2 separate regions of the Homo sapiens genome follow, and region 1 is linked to region 2. The links are chromatin loops, found by intact Hi-C in ENCODE. Cell type or tissue: K562. All regions are shown on one strand. Each heading gives the region's core, and the rest is flanking DNA. Links, peaks and the distances in the headings are about the cores only.

Evidence for each region. Hi-C counts contacts between places; a loop is a spot of excess contacts. Peaks named below come from ENCODE experiments on the same cell type or tissue, not always from the same donor. Only the 100,000 strongest peaks of a DNase experiment are listed, where the experiment ranks them.
Region 1: a loop joins it to region 2, with 2.0 times the contacts of the local background. A loop is called at or near these places in 1 of 110 quality-filtered maps.

Annotation. Positions count from the first base shown.
Region 1 is chr3:105,993,753-106,004,956 of GRCh38, forward strand. LOC124909403 (a long non-coding RNA gene) reads left to right here and starts at 4,720. Exons shown (of 2, transcript XR_007095991.1): 1 at 4,720-4,804; 2 at 8,514-11,204. In K562, for the core only: no CTCF peak of the experiment used is centred there; a DNase peak (open chromatin) is centred at 6,299.
Region 2 is chr3:106,126,555-106,137,758 of GRCh38, forward strand. No RefSeq gene overlaps it. Among named protein-coding and RNA genes, the nearest start is that of CBLB, 260 kb to the left of the region's middle. In K562, for the core only: no CTCF peak of the experiment used is centred there; a DNase peak (open chromatin) is centred at 4,417; H3K4me3 peaks cover 145 bases.

The DNA of each region.
Region 1 (11,204 bases), core at 4,479-8,478, 130 kb before region 2:
CCCAATGCTATCCCTCCCCACTCCCCCCACCCCACAACAGTCCCCAGAGTGTGATGTTCCCCTTCCTGTGTCCATGTGTTCTCATTGTTCAATTCCCACCTATGAGTGAGAATATGCGGTGTTTGGTTTTCTGTTCCTGCGATAGTTTACTGAGAATGATGATTTCCAATTTCATCCATGTCCCTACAAAGGACATGAACTCATCATTTTTTATGGCTGCATAGTATTCCATGGTGTATATGTGCCACATTTTCTTAATCCAGTCTATCATTGTTGGACATTTGGGTTGGTTCCAAGTCTTTGCTATTGTGAATAATGCCGCAGTAAACATATGTGCGCATGTGTCTTTAAAGCAGCATGATTTATAGTCCTTTGGGTATATACCCAGTAATGGGATGGCTGGGTCAAATGGTATTTCTAGTTCTAGATCCCTGAGGAATCGCCACACTGACTTCCACAATGGTTGAACTAGTTTACAGTCCCACCAACAGTGTAAAAGTGTTCCTATTTCTCCACATCCTCTCCAGCACTTGTTGTTTCCTGACTTTTTAATGATCCCCATTCTAACTGGTGTGAGATGGTATCTCATTGTGGTTTTGATTTGCATTTCTCTGATGGCCAGTGATGGTGAGCGTTTTTTCATGTGTTTTTTGGCTGCATAAATGTCTTCTTTTGAGAAGTGTCTGTTCGTGTCCTTTGCCCACTTTTTGATGGGGTTGTTTGTTATTTTCTTGTAAATTTGTTTGAGTTCACAGCTGAATTCTACCAGAGGTACAAGGAGGAACTGGTACCATTCCTTCTGAAACTATTCCAATCAATAGAAAAAGAGGGAATCCTCCCTAACTCATTTTATGAAGCCAGCATCATCCTGATACCAGAGCCGGGCAGAGACACAACCAAAAAAGAGAATTTTAGACCAATATCCTTGATGAACATTGATGCAAAAATCCTCAATAAAATACTGGCAAACCGAATCCAGCAGCACATCAAAAAGCTTATCCACCATGATCAAGTGGGCTTCATCCCTGGGATGCAAGGCTGGTTCAATATACGCAAATCAATAAATGTAATCCAGCATATAAACAGAACCAAAGACAAAAACCACATGATTATCTCAATAGATGCAGAAAAGACCTTTGACAAAATTCAACAACGCCTTCATGCTAAAAACTCTCAATAAATTAGGTATTGATGGGACATATTTCAAAATAGTAAGAGCTATCTATGACAAACCCACAGCCAATATCATACTGAATGGGCAAAAACTGGAAGCATTCCCTTTGAAAACTGGCACAAGACAGGGATGACCTCTCTCACCACTCCTATTCAACATAGTGTTGGAAGTTCTGGCCAGGGTAATTAGGCTGGAGAAGGAAATAAAGGGTATTCAATTGGGAAAAGAGGAAGTCAAATTGTCCCTGTTTGCAGATGACATGATTGTATATCTAGAAAACCCCATTGTCTCAGCCCAAAATCTCCTTAAGCTGATAAGCAACTTCAGCAAAGTCTCAGGATACAAAATCAATGTACAAAAATCATAAGCATTCTTATACACCAACAACAGACAAACAGAGAGCCAAATCATGACTGAACTCCCATTCACAATTGCTTCAAAGAGAATAAAATACCTAGGAATCCAACTTACAAGGGATGTGAAGGACCTCTTCAAGGAGAACTACAAACCACTGCTCAATGAAATAAAAGAGGATACAAACAAATGGAAGAATATTCCATGCTCATGGGTAGGAAGAATCAATATCGTGAAAATGGCCATACTGCCCAAGGTAATTTACAGATTCAATGCCATCCCCATCAAGCTACCAATGCCTTTCTTCACAGAATTGGAAAAAACTACTTTAAAGTTCATATGGAACCAAAAAAGAGCCCGCATCGCCAAGTCAATTTTAAGCCAAAAGAACAAAGCCAGAGGCATCATGCTACCTGACTTCAAACTATACTACAAGGCTACAGTAACCAAAACAGCATGGTACTGGTACCAAAACAGAGCTATAGATCAATGGAACAGAACAGAGCCCTCAGAAATAACACCACATATCTACAACTATCTGATCTTTGACAAACCTGAGAAAAACAAGCAATGGGGAAAGGATTCCTTATTTAATAAATGGTGCTGGGAAAACTGGCTAGCCATATGTAGAAAGCTGAAACTGGATCCCTTCCTTACACCTTATACAAAAATCAATTCAAGATGGATTAAAGACTTAAACGTTAGACCTAAAACCATAAAAACCCTAGAAGAAAACCTAGGCATTACCATTCAGGACATAGGCATGGGCAAGGACTTCATGTCTAAAACACCAAAAGCAAGGGCAACAAAAGCCAAAATTGACAAATGGGATCTAATTAAACTAAAGAGCTTCTGCACAGCAAAAGAAACTACCATCAGAGTGAACAGGCAACCTACAAAATGGGAGAAAATTTTCGCAACCTACTCATCTGACAAAGGGTCCCTTGGGTTTTGATTATTAAACGCCTTGAAGTAGTCTTCTTTGGGTTAAATCTTCTTGGTGTTCTATAACCTTCTTGTGCTTGAATATTGATATCTTTCCATAGGTTTGGGAAGGTCTCTGTTACTTTCACTTTGAATAAACTTTCTACCCTTGTCTCTTTCTATACCTCTTCTCTAAGGCCAATAACTCATAGATTTGCCCATTTGAGACTAAATATAGATACTGTGGACGGGCTTCATTCTTTTTGTTCTTTTTTCTATTGTCTCCTTTGACTGTGTTTTCAAATAGCCTGTCTTTAAGCTCTAATTCTTCTGCTTCAACAGTTTTGCCAATTAGACACTCTGAGGCATTCTTCAGTATGTCAATTGCATTTTCAACTCTAGAATTTCTGCTTGATTCTTTTTAATTATTTCAATCTCCTCATTAAATATATCTGACAGAATTCTAAATTCCTTCCCTGTGTTATCTTGAATTTCTTTGAGTTTCCTCAAAACAGCTATTTTTGAGTTCTCCGTCTGAAAGAGTACATATCTCTGTTTCTCCAGAAATGGTCCCTGGCACCTTATTTATTCTGTGTGGTGAGGTCATGATTTGTTGGACGGTCTTGATGCTTATAGATATTTGTTCGTTTCTGGGAATTAAGGTAGTCTTTTCAGTCTGGGCTTGTCTGTACTTCTCCTTCTCAGGAAGGCATTCTTGCTATTCAAAGGGACTTGGTTGTTGTGATCTGAGTTATATCTGCATTGGTTACCACCCCAAGCCCAGTAATGCTGTGGTTCTTGCAGGCTCGTAGACATAGCACCTTGGTGTTCTTGGATGAGATCCAAAACATTTCTCTGGATTACCAGAGAGAGACTCTTGTTTTTTTACCCTTAATTTCTCCCAAGCAAATGGAGTCTCTCTTTCTGTACTGAGCTGCATGTAGCTGGGGTTGCGGTGACACTTACACCCTGTGTCTACCACCACTGAGACTGGGTCAGACCTGAAGCCAGCACAGCACTGGGTGTTGCCCATGGTCTGGTGTAACCACTACTTGGCTACCACTTACGTTTGCTCAAGGCCCTAGGGTTCTTCAGTCAGCAGGTGGTAAGGACAGTCGTGCTTGTTTTCTTCCCTTTAGGGTGGTGAGTTGCCTTAGGCCCCAGGTAGGTCCAGAGATGATATCCAGGAGCTAGGGACTAGAGCAAAAAAAACTTTAGAATTCTACCTGGTGTTCTATTGTACTGTGGTTGAGCTGCCTCTTAAACCACAAGATACAGCCCTTTCCACAGTCTGAGGGGCCTCTCTCCAGTCCACCACCACCACAGATCCATTGGGGTTACTGCCAGTCTACTGCTGATGTTCCTTTAAGGCCTAAGGGCTCTTCAGTCAGCTGGTGGTGAATGCTGCCAGGCCTGGGACTCACTGTTCATGGCAATGGGCTCCCCTCTGGCCCAGGGCATGTCCAGAAATGCTGTCCAAGAGCCAAGGCCTGAAATCAGGGACCCCAGGAACCCACTTGGTGCTTTACCCCACTGAGGCCAAGCTGGTACCTGAAGCCAGCACATCTGAGTCTCACCCAAGGCCTACGGCATAGTACTTGGGTATTACTTCTGGTTCTTCAGAGCTCAAGGGCTCCTTAGTCAGCAGGTGGTGAATCCTGCCAGGACTGGGTTTTTCCCTTCAAGGCAATGGGTTCCCTTCTGGCCCAGGGTATGTCTAGATGTGTCATCTGGGAGCTATGGCCTGTAATCAGGGCCCTACAACTATGCCCAGTGCTCTTTCCTACTCTGGTTGAGATGGTATCAAAGATGCAAGACAAAGTCCTTTTTATTCTTCCCTCTCCTCTTCTCAAGCCAAAAGAATGAGTCACTTTTGTTGCTGCAATTTGTGCTGTCTGGAGTTGTAGGAGGGGTGATGCAAGCACTTTCTTAGCTGCCCTGGCTGGTGTTTCATGTCCACCAGCTCTGCGTTCAGCACAGCACTCGGACTTGCCTAGGAATTGTAAGATTTCTTTTCAAATTTATTGAGGACCCCAAAGCACTTCAGCCTGTGATGGCAAGACTTGCCAAAACTCGAGTTCTGACCCTCTGGCTAGGGCTGGTCTAGATGCTTCCTCCATGGGTGGGTGTCAGCTGATTTTAGCTGGGTTTTGCTTTCTGCTGTGACAGGGCAGCACTTAGTTGAATGCAAAGTCCCAGAGTTGCTGTGCTGTCCCTCCCCCAAGGACACAGATTCTGTCTATATACCATGTGGTCACTGCCAGGGCATAGAGGAAGTGTGCCATCTGTAATTCAAGACTGTCTTTCCTGCCCTCCTCAGTGCCTCCTTCACTGATATGAAGTTAAAACAAGGTACTGTGATTGCTCACTTGATCTTTGGTTCTTATGAAGGTGCTTTTTTGTGTAGATAGTTGTTAAATTGGTGTTCCTGTGGGAGGGATGATAGATAGGTCAAGTGTTCTATGTGGCTATCTTGCTTTGCCCTCTCCTACAATTTCTTATTCATCTATTTTCCTCTGTTAGCTCTTATCTGCTTGAACTAACTAGAATGAATTTTTAGTAGTTCATTTCTGGTGCTATAACAACAACAACAACAACAACAACAACAACAAACAAGCAAACAAAAAACAGAAACTGGTTAGCTTATAAATAACAGAAATTTATTTCTAACATTTACGGAGGCTGAGAAGTCCAAGATCAAGGTGTTAGCTAATTCAGGATGTGGTGAGAGCCCACTTTTTGGTTCACAGAAGGTGCCTTCTCATGGCATCCTCACATGGTGGAAGTGACAAATGAGATTTTAAAAATCTCTTTATAAGGGCACTAACCCCATTAATGAGAGCACCATCCATCATCATGACCAAATTACCTCTGAAAGGCCCTACCTGTTAATACCATCAACTTGGGGGTATGACTTCAACATATAAATTTTAGGGGACACAAACATTCAGACTTTAGCAGAATTCTGTTGTCTACCTACAGGTGAAATTTGAGTTACACAATAATTGCTTCATCAAGTGGTTGCCGGTAATCAATATTCAAAGAAATCTTAATATTTGGTTGACTATGTGGCAAGGTCTAATTATCATTAACAGATAGGATTTGTTTCCATGACAACCAGTGGTAAAACATTTAAATTATGTCTTGTGATAATGCTAGAATGAAGTCCTATTAAAGACAAAGCTGTCTAAACTGAGTGACTGCTGTGATAGTCCATTAACGGTAGTTCAAGCATAAAAAGACTGTGTGGGTGGAATGGCTACTTCAGACTGTACTGCAGAGCTTTGAATGCATCAAAATATGACCAGGGAACCCAGATATTTCTATGATTGCCTTAAGATGATGTCTTATCTCTTATATCAGCAGAGTTGAAGAAGTCCGAATTCAGAAGTCTAAATTTCTGATTTCTAGGTTTTATATAAAGGAGCCCAAGATGGCCTCTGTATATTGGCCATATGTTGTTTACTTCTTTATAACAGGCTGAAGTCTGTTAACTCAAAAGTTTGACACCACTAAACTCTAACTCATATATATCCAGTTGTTTTAAACATACCCCCAATGTGCAGAGTTTTAGCCATTTAGAGCCTCTTGGCTTTCCATATTCGATGAAAATGTACCAAACACTTACTAGGCAGAGATAAGATAAACTCTATAGATATAAAAGACTCCAATTCTAACCTTTGGAAGTGTTGGACTCCCCAGAGATTTACTGTAGGACTGCTGAACATTGCCTAAAACACAAGCCTCCTATCTGATCTCTCTCTTTCTCCTGGGAGTTCTCTTGCCCTTGTCTCACTATGAACAGTGGTCCCTGTGCTGTATCTCTTGGATATTCTTATGCTCTGAGGTCTTTCTCTCTACCCCAAAACCTGTTAAAGTGTTGCCCAGATAATGCTTATCTTAAGCTCACAGTGTGCTACTGTCACCTCATTGTCTTTTTTTTTTTTTTTTTTTTTTTTTGGAATCAGTCCCCACATTCATCACACTTACTGTACCAGGGTAGTTGAATTATACTGCAGATCACATTCATAACTACATTACTTCTCTTGAGTAAAAATTAATTTACTTCTTGAAAATGAGAAGGATCTGGAAAGTTAATCAATGGTTTTGGTTAATTGGACAAATATGAATTCCCTGAATCTCCTGTCAATCTACCTCCTATGCCAGCAGAAGAAACCTCTCCTTCTCACTCATGTGTCTAGTTTTTTTGCATCCAGTAAATTCCTCACTTGAAACAATTATCTTGCAAGAGAATTCAAATTCTTCTCATTTCAATATGTCTACTTCCATTTTTTACCTCAAGGCCTATAAATTATGTCAGGTTTCAATATAACCTAGGGAGTCATTTACAAAATAAACCAGGTTCCATACCAAAAATAATTACAACATTTTGCTAATATAGCAAGAAAAAATCTGGAGAATTTATGAAAATGGCCTCTGAGATTATAGACAATGATGGGAAGGATATCATATTTGGATAGGCTTTTTGCTTGTTATTGTTAATATGGGCGTATACAGCTAGAGCTTATTTAACTCAAAATTCTTGATTTAGAGTTCTAGTTTGAGAAAATAAGAGTGCTGCTAAATGTTTTCTCAGTGGATTGATTAAAACTTCGGCTCCGTATTGGCCTACGATGAATGAAACTGAGATACCAGTGCACTCGTCTGTTCATTGTAGCACTTGTCACAATAGCAAAGACATGGAATACACATAGGTCTCTATCAACAGTGGATTGGATAAAGAAAATGGGGTACATATATAACATGGAATACTAGACAACCATAAAAAAGAACAAAATCAAGTCCTTTATAGCATCGTGGATGTGGTTGGAGGTCATCATCTAAACAAAATTAATGCAGGAAGAGAAAACCAAATACTGCAAGTTCTTATTTACAAGTGGGAGCTAAACATTGGGCACTCATGGACATAAAGATGGCAACAGTAGACACTGGAAACTACTAGAGGAGGGAGGGAAGGAAGGGTCACAGATTGAAAAGTAAACTACTGGGTACTATGATCAGTCCTTGGGTGGGATCATTTGTACCCCAGACCTCAGCATCACACAATATGTCCATGTAACAAATCTGTATATGTACTCCCTGATTCTAAAATCAAAGCTGAAATTATTAAAAAATTTATTAAAAAAAGAAAAGAAATAGAGATGTCAGAATTTCCTTAGTATAATGTAGAAACTTGGGGAAATAGGATGGCTGAAGTAAATTATCTCTGAGAGGCAATCGACTCAGTCACCCTGTAGTTCTGTTTCTGAAAGGTCCTAGTTTATAGTCCCTTCCCCACAGAACTGATAAATAAATTAGTATAGATAAATACGTTAGTAGAAACCCTGTAGTGCCTGTTCTCTGTAGACCAAGGATAAAGAAGAGAAATAATGACACTGAAACAGACTGTCTGATTTCAATGGGGTTATAGAATCCCTTCGTAACAGAGGCAAAGTAGCAGCACTTAATGAAAAGGGAGAAGATTATAATAGTTACTCTAACAGGCAGCAGAGCCAAAGTGGTAATAGAAGTACTTTGATCTGCAGTTATTTTTGGCAATAACTAATTGATCATTACATTTCTAGAACTGAAATAGATGAACACTTCATTAATTCCCTACTTGATCTGTATTAACAGAAAGGATAAAAATTTATCTATGTTAGAAAGGTCAAAGTGGAAGACTTTGCAACTGGAGAAATTGTCAGAAATACAGGTCTATCATAATTTATGAACAGGGAATTTCTTAGGCCACATGGACAGGAACTCAGAGTCAGTTATAATCTTGGTGACAAAAAGATTTTGGGAGAAGACTCATGAATGGATCTCTTGAAATAATGCCGGAATGAGAGATTATTTGCTTTTCGTGTAAATGGTCATCTAATGATATCCTCTTCTGAGCAGACTCTTAGTCAGGTAGATCACATGATCACGCTGTGGATGTCTGTTTCTTTCTTCAACTCTCCCAGTTCGTGACCATTGAGCTCATAAACAAAGTGGGGATAATGGTGGAGACTCAAGATTTCTCCTCACTGAAGTTTTTGCCTGGCTTCTTACATTGTAGTGTGCCAAATAAGTCATTAACAGGGAAGAATGGTGAACCCTTGTGTAACATCATATTACATGAGACAAATCAGCCACCTGGGAATAAGTGAACCCATTTCATTATGTAAGTAGAAATTTTTAAGCTAAAACTGACTTATGTTCTGAAAATAGATGAAGCTACTGAATAAATCTATTGAATACCATAAAATATTCAATAAATAACTACATGAGAATAATTCATATTATCCCCACAAATTTAATGAGCATTATTGTATGAGTCTAAGCCATCTGTTTATTTTATGTCAGATAAAGTTCTAAGAACTAGAGTAAATGCAAATTGAAAGTTTCTCAAAGCATTAAAAAGTACTTGCTGAGAACTTTCCTTTTATTATTCTTAACAAAGGTGAGTATCTGTAATGTCAGAATAGTGTGGGTTATGCTGCCATAAAACACAACTTCAAATCTCAGTGCCTTAAAAGAATAAAGGTTGATTTCTTACCCGTGTTCCTTAACAATTGCACATTGCCAGGTACTTATCATGCATTCTCAGGTATACTGGCTAATTGGACAGCCAACATAATGAGTATTGCCTTTTCTAGCAGAGGGAAAAGACTGCTCTGGAGAGTCTCACTATAGCCCAGAAGTGACATACTTCAGTTTTACTCACACCTCATTTGCCAGACTAGTTACATGGTCCAAAACAACCATAAATAATCAAGAAGTGAAATCCTGTGATGAATTTGGAGTACGGAGGACTGAAACTATGTTGCTGACTCCAAAATACCTATCCAGGAGTTATGTCAAGCTTTTCTCAAGACATTAATATTCTGGGATGATATTTGATAGTTAGCTTTTAATTTTAAGAACTGACAAATTGCTTTATATTCTTCTAAGGATTTTCTTGGAGCTATGCTGCCTTTGCTTAATGTTCCATTTTGTTTTACCATTTTCTTCATTTTCCTTTTCTTCCTTTGTCTTGGGCAGGCATTCCAAGAATAAAAATTCAGATTGAGAGCAAAGGTTGACATAGGCTGACGATTCAGAGTGAAAGTACAGGCAAGGGAAGTGTTTTCATCGGGAAAAGGTCGAAGGCTTAAAGATGATTCGGCAATGTACTTTGTTGGATGATGAAGAGCATTACATAAAATTTAATTCTATTATAACTATCTTGAAGTACTTAAAGAATAATGAATTAGAAGATGTGGTAATAGAGTGACTGTGGAGGAAAATGTGGCCTCCAGTATCCACTTAGTAATAGTTCAAAGATGTGGATATTAAAACCTGGTTTCATAGGTTGCATTAAGAAATGCTACCCAGGCCACCTCACTTATTTCAAAGGGTTATGGATCTCTTTGCTTCCATCTGACATCCAGATGGACAGGATGAGGTGGAAAATGATGATTATTTTATAGTCTGCCTCCTGGGTTGTAGGGGTGGAGATGGAGTCTTATGAAATAAAATCCTGTCATAGATGCTGGAATGCCTAGATATCATAAATCAGGTGGACTAGTGGCATTTTACCAAAATATAACTTCATTAATAATAACTTCCTAATAAAATTATTGTTTAAAAAAGTCCTCAACTTAATCCAGACTTAACTGTTACTTATCAAGGATTTGTTATGTGCATAGCACAATGATCATACACATTTTAGCTTGAGCTAAAGTTCTCTAGAAACTTTATCAAATCTAAGAATTTCATAGAAATTCTATAATTGTGATCAACATATTGGGGAATTGCATTTACTGAATAAGTTTGTCAAAGATAAAGATGAGATGTATGCTTTCTCTACCAAGAAAAGAACAATAGGGATTTAAAAGAGAAATGAAAAGCTATACATGGGATAGGTTTGAAGTAAATGTTATAACTTACCCAAGAGATCTTAAAAGCAGTAGATTCCCAACTGCTAAAATAGGTTATTTTCCTTTAAATATGTACACCAAATGGAATCTTGAAGCCTAAACCCTCACATGACTCAGTCATAAGGTTTTGGACTTACGTAGTCTTATCTGAGGAACTCAGAGTGCATCCGCTTCATTAATGCTTGCTCACAATATTCTTAAGAACCACGAAGGGGGAAATCAAATTATCAATTCAAAGACAGAGAAACAGACCAGAGGAATCAGTGACATGCCCAAGATAAAAAACAAAAACGAAACCAAAAACAACCCACCACCTAAACTGGAAATAGAAGTAAATTCTGTCTTCCCAGCAATCTTGCCCTATCCCACATTGTCTATACAGTTCCCAAGTGACTCACTCTGTTGATAAACTGAAATATGCTGAACTCTATATAATTATGCTACCTAAGCACAATTTAATGAGTGTGTAATAAAGCCCTTCCAGAGATATGAGGGAGGAATCGTTATTATTTTTAGCAAATTACCAAGCAGCAACTCAAAAAGAATCTAACTCTAAATGCCATGCTTTGAAGTTAATACTGCGAATTCTGTAGTACAGTTTTCACTTTTTCTTTCCCAAATGATAACTGATATGAGAAGGAAAGAGTTGCCAAAACACAATCTGTAAGCCGATTAAAACAACAGTTCCAATGAAAAAAATCTGAAATGAAAATGGAATGGTGAAAGTCAAAGTAATGCCCAAGCCAATAAATAAAAATGACTTTTAATTAGTATTTCTTATGGTATACACTGAATATTGTACTCTTTATGAGGTCAGAAAATCAGTATCCCTTGCTAAACTCTGAATT
Region 2 (11,204 bases), core at 2,697-6,696:
ATAAAAATGATTCCTTTACTCTGATAATCTGGAATTAGAAAGTAAAATGTCAAAGGACAAATATCTATAGTTTGTGTTGGCTCTAGTCTTGGAAAATTCGGTTGCTTTCTACAGTGAAAAGTGCTTTACTTAGATACACATTTTAGATTGTGTTGCCACCTTTTCATCACTTTATATGGAACGTAAAAGCCATCCATTGTAAAATAGGCTTAGAAATACTATTCTGACTATAACCATTTCACAGAGAAGGGAACCATCATGCCAAATGACCTACAGGGCAGTTTTCTCTTGGGAAGCCTAGATCAACTAAGGTTAGGGAGTGGAAGTGGTAGGGGAGAAATTAGGGTTGATGAATAAAGGGGAGCTTAGAGGAAATGGAATAGAAAACAAATGGGATCGATAGAGATGGAAGGGCTGCTGGGGTATCTTGAAAGACAAACACTGGCTGCTCAAAAGCAGCTGAGCCAGAAAATCCTTGCAAATGGGCCGCTAAAAGGCATTTGTCCCAGCGAAGAGAAGGAGGTCCAGGAAAGAGAGATAAGGGTTAAGAAGCATTTCTAGAGATGAGAGCATAGGCTTGCTAGTTAAAATCATCCTAAAGAAGGGAGGATGTGCACAGGAATATTAGTGAAGTGCTTGGCGTCCTTGGTGAGCCCAGAAAGTTAAATACTCTTTTACCTGGGTCAAAGCATATCTCAAGTGATAAATTGGAAATAAATCTAAATAAGTGATTAATATATTAAACAATTGAATACTTCAATGTAGTTGTAACCTGCGAGTTTAATATTCAGTATTTGCTCTAGAAATGGCATTTTTAGTAAAGTAATGTACAGGATAAAATACCAGGAAAATAAGTGAGAATATTGAACCCTTGTGTGGTTGACCTGCCTAAGTTAGCCCTTCCATGTTACCTATCTAGAAATGGGTAAACGCATTACATGTAATGTATATTGCATATATAAGTGGCTGCCCTCATCTTGTAATAGGGCACATTAGTCTGTCCCTGAGGAAATCTTATAAATAACTCTTAGCATTTCCTGATATTCCAAGCCTTTCCACCTTTTCCTCCAGGCAAAATTTACTGGTGTCACATTTCCTTGAGCTTGCAATATCATAAACAAGACATTTAAAAATACTATTTGGAGTAGGTCAGTGCCCTCAAGGCCATGGAGAAACTTATATATTTTAATAGAGTCCTTAGAAAATATGAAGGTCCTCTGTAATGGTGGCATAACCTGAAACAGTCTCTAAAATACATCTTCTGTTAACTCTTTAGTTTTTCATATCATTATGATTTGGACATTAAAAATGTCTGTTCAAGTAATCACTCAGAGTTTCCCATATTTGCCATCTGTACCTTCTTACCTCATTTATACACTCCATCCTAGTCTGATCAGCTATCTCACGCCATCCAAACTGCTCTTAGAAGGTCATCTGGGTTTCATATTTTCATTCCTTCTTTTAACTTGCCAACTTGTCAGTATTTGCCACAATTTTGGTTTAAAAGGCCTTATCCTTTTGATTCTGGGAAGCACTCTCTGTTTTGCTTCTACCTCCTTTGCTTCCTTCTCAATCTCTTTTGGAAGACCTTCCTCTTAAACCCGATGAGCAAGTATTTGAATTCTTCAGGACTCTATATTATCACCTTTCTTGTGTCTCTCCACATTTCCCTCCCAGATGCTCTCAGCCACTTATGGCTTCATTCATGATGATATATTTACATCTTCAACCAAGACTCCTCTTCTGAGCTTCTAACAAGTATATGCAACTATTAATTTAACAAATCTACTCCAATTAAATGGTATAAAGGTACTCTCAAGATTTTCACTTTTGATTCCCTCTTCAATGAATAGCACCAGTGCTTGCCCACTTTCTCATGTCAGAAACCTGGGCACCAGCTTTGTGGCCTCTTTCTTCTTAATATCTGCTCAATCACCTAAGCTTGTTAAGAATCTTCCAATGTATATCTTCCCTAACACAAGCTACCAACACATCTCATCCTGGTTTCCTTCAAAAGTCTCCTAAATGATATATGTTTACCTATTTACCTGCTTCCAGTCTATTCTCCAGATAGTTATTAGAATAATTGTTTATTTTAAAAAGACTAATCTAATCTTATCACTCCACCACTTAACACTTTTATATATCTCCCCATGACTCTTAGATTAAATTCTATTGGACTTTTATAAAACTAACAGTCCTTACCCTGGTCCTAAAGTCTTATATGACCTTTTCCTTGTTTATCTCTTAGGCCGCATATCCTAAAAATCTCCCACTTTCTCACTAGTGCTTCATTCTTCAGGACTAACTTTTGGTTGTTTAGCTGTCTGAGTTCTTCTTGCACTGGAATAATGACTCAATTTAAAGCTTTTTCTCCCATCCATTTGCTCTTAACTTGGCACATTCTTCATCATTCTTTTGCATTAATTTTAGCTATAACTTCCTCAGAGAAACTGTACTGTTCATCTATACCAATTTAAGGCTATCATGTTTTATCTTTCAGTATATCTAATACATAATTAGCTTCATAGTTTATATAACAAACTGAAATAATTAACTGTGTAACAATGTGTTTAATTTTTGTGTCCCTCACTGAAATCTGAACAGAGTTTGATCTAGATCTTTCTTATTCACTACTCTATCCCTAATACTTTATCTCCCTATATTTCCACTGTATTTACAATACTGTATTTTCACTACATTTAGTATCATGCCTTTCTGCAGGTCTCAATACATAGCTTTTGAATAAATAAATGAATGTAAAAATGGATGAATGAATGAATGAGTAAAATTATCATCATGATACTTAAAAAAATGGTGGTCTAAATGTTTCAAAACACAAAAGCCTTGTAGTTATACCAAGTATGAATAACCAGTGTTAAAGAATTATGTTCATTGTATTGTTGTTTGATTACCTCTAAGGTCAAAACAAAGCTTTTGATACCAACTAAAGTGTACTCCCTTAGATCGTTAGCTATAGACAAGCATAACCCTTTGGGAAGCAATTTGGCAACGGATTTTAAGAGATGTGCAAATAAATATGCTCCCTGGCTGAATAATCCTACTTGTAAGTATCCTTATAAGCCTGAAGACCACAGCAAGATTTCATCCTAGAAAATCTAAATTTGGAAACAACCCAGATGTCTGAAAATAGAAAACTGGTAAAATAGATTGCAATACATCTTTTTTCCAATGGAATAAATTAAAATTAAATACTTCAAATATGCACACAAAATGATTATAGCTTTAGAAAATATGCATGTGCAAAAATGCAGAATTATATTCATACAAAGTATTATAGTTAACTGGTTAGGTTGGTGAAGAGGTTAAGGGAGATTATTTCACTCTATTTGCCAAACTGTAATTTTGTTTCTGTAACTGGATTTATGTTTAAATCTATTTAACTTTTTACCTGGCAGGTCTGTATTATCTGTCCTTGGTTTTAATTTCTTGCAATTTCATAAGCCACATGACAGAAAGTGAAGTTGTATTCATTTTTCTCTATTCTAACATACATCATCTAAAACAGTTCAGTGATACTACAGAGTGGATTGCCCTAGAATATGGTAAATATTCTAATGGAAGTATGAAGAGAAACACCCAAAAAAGAGTGCTCGTGCCCCTTGAGTAATGAGAAACCTGGGAAAAAACGTCAAACAGGAAATATTTTTTAGAAGAAGTAAGGATGGCTAAGATGGTGGAAGATTTTCTGAGGAATTTTGAGCATATTTATTTTACTTTCTCTTTCTTCTTAATAGCAATATTTTTTCAGGATATTTTCTGGAAAAGTTGAGAATTTGATGAGCCCATACAGTGGGAGGGATTAAGATTGACATAATAGGAACACATGTGATTCAATTGCCCAGGACATTTTTGTTTTATTTTAAGTAGATATTTTTTTTCCTCCCAAATCAGAGATACATTCTTCTTTAACAAGAGAATTGAAGCCAATTCTGAAATTTTAATTCAAACCCTTAAAGTTACACAAGAACCAGAAGAAAAGCATTAAAAAATTCCAGAAAGAGAAATGTCTTTCAATTATTTCCTAGACTTTGATGACTCAGGAAGAATTGTGTGTGAGAAAAAAAAAATGTAAAGGTCATGTTTAACATTCAGATATAAACAGAGCAATTCCTTTCTTTAAGGATACTTTTAAACAAATACTTGAAATAAAACTTATTGCTTAAAATTTTCTATTAAATTATGATGGTAATTCTTATATAAGTGAGAGACTGATAACTATTTTTATTTTTCTAATTGACTAGATTTCCAGGAAATGTCAGTCCATCGTCTTTCTCATTTGTCAGTCTGACCTACATTAGACTTTTTTTTCTTCTTTAAATATTCATCTGCTTAAAATGTTAAGAAAATTACTCATGGTTTCTTGGAAAGCTTCCCCACCCCCTCCCATTCTCATCAGATATAGCAGGAATTCTCAGGAAGTGCCTCCTACAGCCAGATCTGCCTTCTTCAGGCACATTTTCTCCTGCACTGAGCCTGCTGCAGTGGGTTACCATCTCACAAAGATATTTTTTGCAGTTTGTCTCGACAAGTTTATCCACTTGCAACCCAACACTTGATACCAAGCCAAGGGGCATCACTTTGTACATATTTAGTGCATGTAAGGGTGCAGCTGCATAGTGCATTTGACTTTTAAGGAATACATCCATTGGATTTACAGCGACATATTTTCTTAGACTGCTGGTTCAGCCGACTCAGCACAGTGCAAGGACTGTAAGACATAACAATTCCATGCTAGCTCACAGGCCCCCAGAGTGCACAGAGACTTTCTTTAAACTCCTAAGGCAAGCACTGGGATGTTATAAAACTTCAGAGCGAAGTCTTTTCTCAAGGAAACTGATTCTTCACACTGGGATAGTGTATGCTTATCCACAGTGGTGAAATTCTTGAATTTAGACTAGAAATTGGATTATAAACTGCCTCTGGGCAGGTAGCAGCAGCTTTAATCATTTAGGCCAGATGCTTCCATCCCGGAGGAATAACTGCTGAATAAGTGAGAAAAGGAAGTTTATTTCCCAAGCTGTCCTCTTCTGTCTCATGTAAACCTCTCTCTCTCTCTCTCTCTCTCTCTCTCTCTCTCTCTCTGTTTTTTCATTAGCTAGTCGTCTAGGGAACAAGAGTCCTATCAAGAGAATTTGCCAAAGCTAAGCCCAAGAATAAAAGCTTATTTGGCAACACTGGATATCATAAGCATACATTTTTTTAAAAGTTTTAAAATATTTTCTGTGAGAAACCAATTTTTGTGAATTCAAATGATTTTATAATTACTTTCCAACATAAAAAATACATTTACAGCGTGGCCAAAAAATATCTGTTCTTAAAATATTGACATATTTTCTAAATACATTTTATGAGCCTTCAGACATTTTCTGGTACACTGTGAGAACTCTAATAAAAGCACAAGTGCTCCAGATGTCTTACTATTTGTTTAAAAATTTTTAAATGGTAAAAAAAAAATATATAAAAAAAGAGCAGTAAAGGCAATCGATATTTGTGTAAAATATTAGTTTCATCTGCCCAAGGCTTTAAGAGATTTCAAAGACTGCTGTGTGCACATGTATGTGAATATTCTGAAACAAAATTTAAGAATCTTCCTGAATTAAGTAGAAATAATGGTTAAGTCTTTTTTAAAATGTTAAATTACAGGGGATTTTTTTTTGTTGAGGAAGTCCATTATATGTATTTTCCACTCACAAACAAAACACCAAACTTGAACTTTACTTTTTTTCTTGACCCTTAGACATGTGATAAAATATTTTGGGTACAATATTCGTCATTCTCAAAGTCAGGTACAATCTTCACAAGACCTCCTATGATGGAAGGAAAAGAATAATCAACTCAATGTAGTTTGGTTTTTAGTTTCCTAACATTTTTTCTTTAAAGTTCACATTTGTAGTAGGAGATAAATGAGCTCTAAACCACTCTGGTGGTATTTGTTAATTACTTGTTAAAAATATCTTTAACTGAAACGAGTTGTTGAGAAATTTTGTTGGGATGAATTTTTAGAATTTAGAATAATAAATCTTTCATTTCATCTGTCTGAGTTATGAGCTCACACTCAGAAATTTACAGACTTCTTTCTAGTCCTTTGCTTTCTGGGATTTTCCAGCACTAGACAATGACACAGTGGGAAGAAACACTAGCTGTGAGTTCAGTGAGCTGACCCAATAAGATTAAAATTGCTTTAAACAAAATGCTAAGAAAAACAAGCGTTGTCAATTTTGATCTAATGTTCATGTTCTGCCATCATGTAGCTGTGGGATCTTAGGCGAGCTACCTTGATTTTCTGGGATTTAATTTTCTCATCTGTAAGTAAGATGTTTGATTAGATTAATTCTTTCAAGCCTTTATATTTTAAGGTAAGGAAGCATATTCTATAAAACTGATGAAATCAAGAGTTCCATATTGGGAAGATTCCATAGGTTGGAAGATGTAGAAACCAGTTTACTTAAAATTTCACTTCTTCAAAAAATTACTCTGCCCTGTGAGGGATTTCTTTAGATCACAGTTTGAAAACTATTGGGCCAGATATTCTCCAAACCCCCTACCACCTCAAATATTCTGTGATTCTAGATGCTATTCCAGAGGTATGTAAAAATTTGGAATTTAGAGTTCAAATAGACTTCAGAATTTATTAACTCAATATCCTCATTTTAAAGATATTAAAATTAAGAACCAATTTTATCAAGTTCCTAAAAGTTAGATCCTTAAACCTAGCACTTTCTAAACACACTGGAGCCAGATTAACCAGAATGGATTCCCTAGATTGCCAGGATTTTTTCTAAAAGGAAGAAATGATAGAAGTCAGCTACTCCCTCACCTGCATACATTGTTCAAATTTGTTTTATCTGTAGGCTTGTGGTTTAAGATTATGCAGAGGAAGAGAACATAAAGGGTAAGTCTGAGAAAGTGGATTATGCCATGGGGTATCCTCACCTGAAAGACTCAAAGAAAGTATATTAATTTTATGGCTCCATTGAAGCATTGATTGGATCTGTTTGGAGAAGTGTGAGACCTCCAGATTCAACTGGAACCCAAAATAATCTTGAGGTTCTATTATTCAAATCACTCCACCCACGTTTGGACTTTTCTTAACAAAGGCACTATTGAAATAATTATTGTGAGTTTATAGCAGAAGGGTTTTTATTCCAGAATATTCTGTATGTACAAACGGTATATTTCCCTTTTAGATTTTTTTTCAATATGGCACTACTTTCTTGGAAAGAACAAAGTCTGAGGCTTTACAGATAAGAAGTAGCTGTGAGAATTTCTACTGTGAGGTGCTAAAGTGAAAAACAGAAAGCAATTGCATTGGTGAGCTTTCCTAGAGTTGTGTCCTGGAGTGATTGAGATAGCTCTGTAAGTCATGCACCACTCCTAAACTATATTTATGTGTGATTTCTTCTTCTTCTTCTTTTTTCTTTTTTGTATACCCTACCTTAAACTGGGAGTTAAGAAACTAGGTTTCTAATCTTAGTTCCTACCTAAGCTCACGGTGTGGCCCTGGGCAAATCAATTAACTTTTGTCACCTTATTTAGACATAACATCAATATGCTAAAACTCGAAAAACAGACATTTTCAAAGTGACTTGAACACTACGGCCAAAAAGATATTACTTTGGAGAAATCATATGTTCAAAGAATTTCAATGATTATTGGCAAGAAATGGTGAATTTCACTGGTGATGTCTGCCAGTAAGCTGGTTCTATTTTGGAGGACGTGATAAGATGTAACAATAAATTTGGAAGTAAGTGGCCCCAGTGAGAAAATTACATTTCAAACATTTCTTCTGGACTCACTAATGGAACACAAAGTATGTCAGTAGAGACTAAAAATGTAAAGGTAGTTTGAAAAATATTTAACCTTGAAGAAGAATAAATTTATTATGTTTCTAGGAGTGTTCTAGGAAAATATTGTCTAATCAGAATAGTGAAATGCTGGAATCACTTCTTTTTTAATTGGTTTACTAACCCATGTCTTCAATAGGTCTCCTTAAGAGCAAGGATTCAATCAGCTACAACCCTGAAGGTGATCTTTACACATATACCTTGCTTAGCACTTAGTGGCTACTCAATAAACGGTAATTCATTGAAATCTTGACATATTTTATTAACTTCACTGTGGAGTGGTAGTTGAGGGAAGAACAAAGCCATTTCATGATTTGGATAAGGGTTAGACAGGTAGAGCATGTAGGCATTGTTCTTGGCCAATAATAGAATTACCTAGTTATTGTTCAGAAAGGGAAAAGAGGGGGAAAAAATTGACCCTCAGGCTTTTTCATATATTATCTTCTTAAACAGGCAATTTATTACGAAATCTTTCTCAAGTCATAATGTATACAATTATACTCCTACTAATTTACAGATTTGTTTGCCTGAAATAGATGAAAATGTTCAGTCTTGAGTTCCTATTTTAAAAGACTGGAGGGAGGGCAAGATGGCTGACTAGATGTAGCCAGGTGGGACAGCTGCCACCAAGGGGCCAAGATCCAAGATGACTGGCGCACTCCTAACAGATCTTCAGAAGAAGGCACCGAGAGTGAACGGAGGGAAGACACAGAAGCTTGGCTGAAGTGGGAGAAAGCTGGGAACTCTACTTGGGGCTAATGTGCACCAGGACTTGTTCTGGCCCCCAACGACTCTGGAGGAACGAGTGAGTTGAACTGGCAAAGAGCAACTCGCTCTCACCGTGGGCCTCTGGAACCCTGGCAAGAGGAGACCCCTCAACCACCATGGACACTGGAGTTAAGAGAGAGAGCTGCTTATAGAAGTGGTAGGAGCAGCAAGCCAGCTGATGTGGAGCCCAGAGGGTTTAGGGTGAGAGCGCCTGTAGCAGAGCATGGCCAGGGAGGTCATACCCCTAGGCTTGACTGGCTCCCATAGGAGACTTTAGCCCTGGAGAAACTGTCAGACCTGAACTCTGCAGGGCCGTCTTTCCCCTCAGAGGGGGCAATCCGAACTGAACACCTCTTGGGCAACTGGCCTCTCTCAGGGCCCTAGCCTGGCCGCGACTGCTTGCAGGGGAAGTCTGGGGTGCCGTGGCTGCCACCTCATAGCCTCTCCGCTGGCGATCTTTGCCAGATCAGCGGAGGGCTCCAGCAGGGCGGCCCCCATGGCTACGCACCTGCCCCTCAGGCTCCCTCCGCACACTGCAGCCTCCCCTGGGCCCACAGCAACTTCCCGCATTGCATTTTTGGCACACGTCTGTGTGGGTGGGCTTTGCTTTCTTGCCTGGCCAGCAGGCAGGAGTGTAGTCCACTCATCCGCCCGCTGCTTACTGCCACTGCAGTCAGAGCCTTGGCGGGCAAAAAACCAGCCAGCCCGGTCCCCACCTGTGCCCCAGCCTTGCGCTAACACTGCCACAGGAGTAAAACTAGGCTCGGAGCAGAGCAGATCCTCCCCGGCCCTCAGCGATCACTCCTGCTTGTGGGGCACACGGCACACAGACCTGAGCCAGTCAGTGACCTGCCCCGAGCCAAGACCACAACCAGCCCAACTCGCAAACTGTTGCCAGCAGGTGTCCGCCACACTTTCCCAGCTGCACTGCCTCCACCACTACGTGAATACTGTCAGGGAGGCAGGCACCCCGGCACCCACTGGCACCCTGCTGCAGCAGAAACTACTGCTGCTGCTGGCACATGTGAACGAGGACGGACTCTGCAGTCACTACACTAGTAAACACTTTGGCTGACACCACCCATTGGAATGTAGTGACCAGCAATCTGGGAGCACCTCAGCCTCCCAAACTCAGTGGATTCCTAACTTCGAGGAGCCAGAGAACAAAGTTGGGGCCCCATACAAGTCCCCCAGAGTTACAGCACACAGTCCAAGAGTTGGGAGCTGAGCGCTGGCCCCCTAAAATCTTCCAGGAAAAAAGCCAGTTGGCTGAATCCACCTTATAAGCCTTCAAGGTCATCAAACAGGATAAGAGAAAAAAAAAAGCATCCAAAGATCAGCAACCTCAAAGATTGAAGGAACATAGGATACAAAGATGAGAAAGACCAGCGAAAGAACCCTGACAACTCAAAAAGCCAGAGAGGTGTCTTTCCTCTAAACAACTGCGTCAACTCTCCAGCATGGGTTGTGAACCAGGCTGAGATGGCTGAAATGACAGAAATAGAATTTGGAACGTGGATAGAAACAAAGATCATTGAGCTAAGGAAGTATGTTGAAACTGAACCTATGGAAGCTAAGAATAGTGATAAAGCGATGCAAGAGCAGACAGACGAAATAGCCAGTATAGAAAAGAATGTAACCTGATAGAGCTGAAAAACACACTACAAGAATTTTATAATACAATCACAAATATTAATAGCAGAAGAGACCAAGCAGAGGAAAGAATCTCAGAGTTTGAAGACTCTCATTCTGAAATAAGACAGCCAGACAAGAAAAAGGCACAAACAAATGGAAAAACATTCCATGCTCACGGGTAGAAAGAATTGTTAAATAGCTATACAGCCCAAAATAATTTACAGATTCAATGCTATTCCTATTAAACTACCAATGACATTCATCACAGAACTAGAGAAAACTAGTTTAAAATTCGTATGAAACCAACAGAAGGCCCAAATAGCCAAGTCAATCCTAAGCCAAACAAACAAACAAACAAAAAACACAAAAAACACAGCTGGAGACATCACACTAACCAACTTCACACTATACTACAGAGCTACAGTCACCAAAACAGCATGGTACTGATACAAAACAGACAAATAGACCCAAGGAACAGAATAGAAAACCCAGAAATAAGGCCACACACCTACAACTATCTGATTTTCTACAAAGCTGACAAAAACAAGCAATGGAAAAAGAACTCCCTGTTCAATAAATGGTGCTAGGATAACCAGCTAGCCATACGCAGAAGATTGAAACTGGACCCCATCCTTTGCCATATACAAAAATTAACTCAAGATCAATTAAAGACTTAAACGTAAAACCCAAAACTATAAAAACCCTGGAGGACAACCTAGGCAATACCATTCTGGACCTAGGAATGGGCAAAGATTTCATGACAAAGACTCCAAAATCAATTGCAGCAAAAGCAGAAATTGACAAATGGGATCTAATTAAACTTAAGAACTTCTGCACAGCAAAAGAATCTATTAACAGAGTGAACAGACAACCTACAGAATGGAAAGAAAATTGCAAACTACACATGTAATGAAAGTCTAATATCCAGCATTT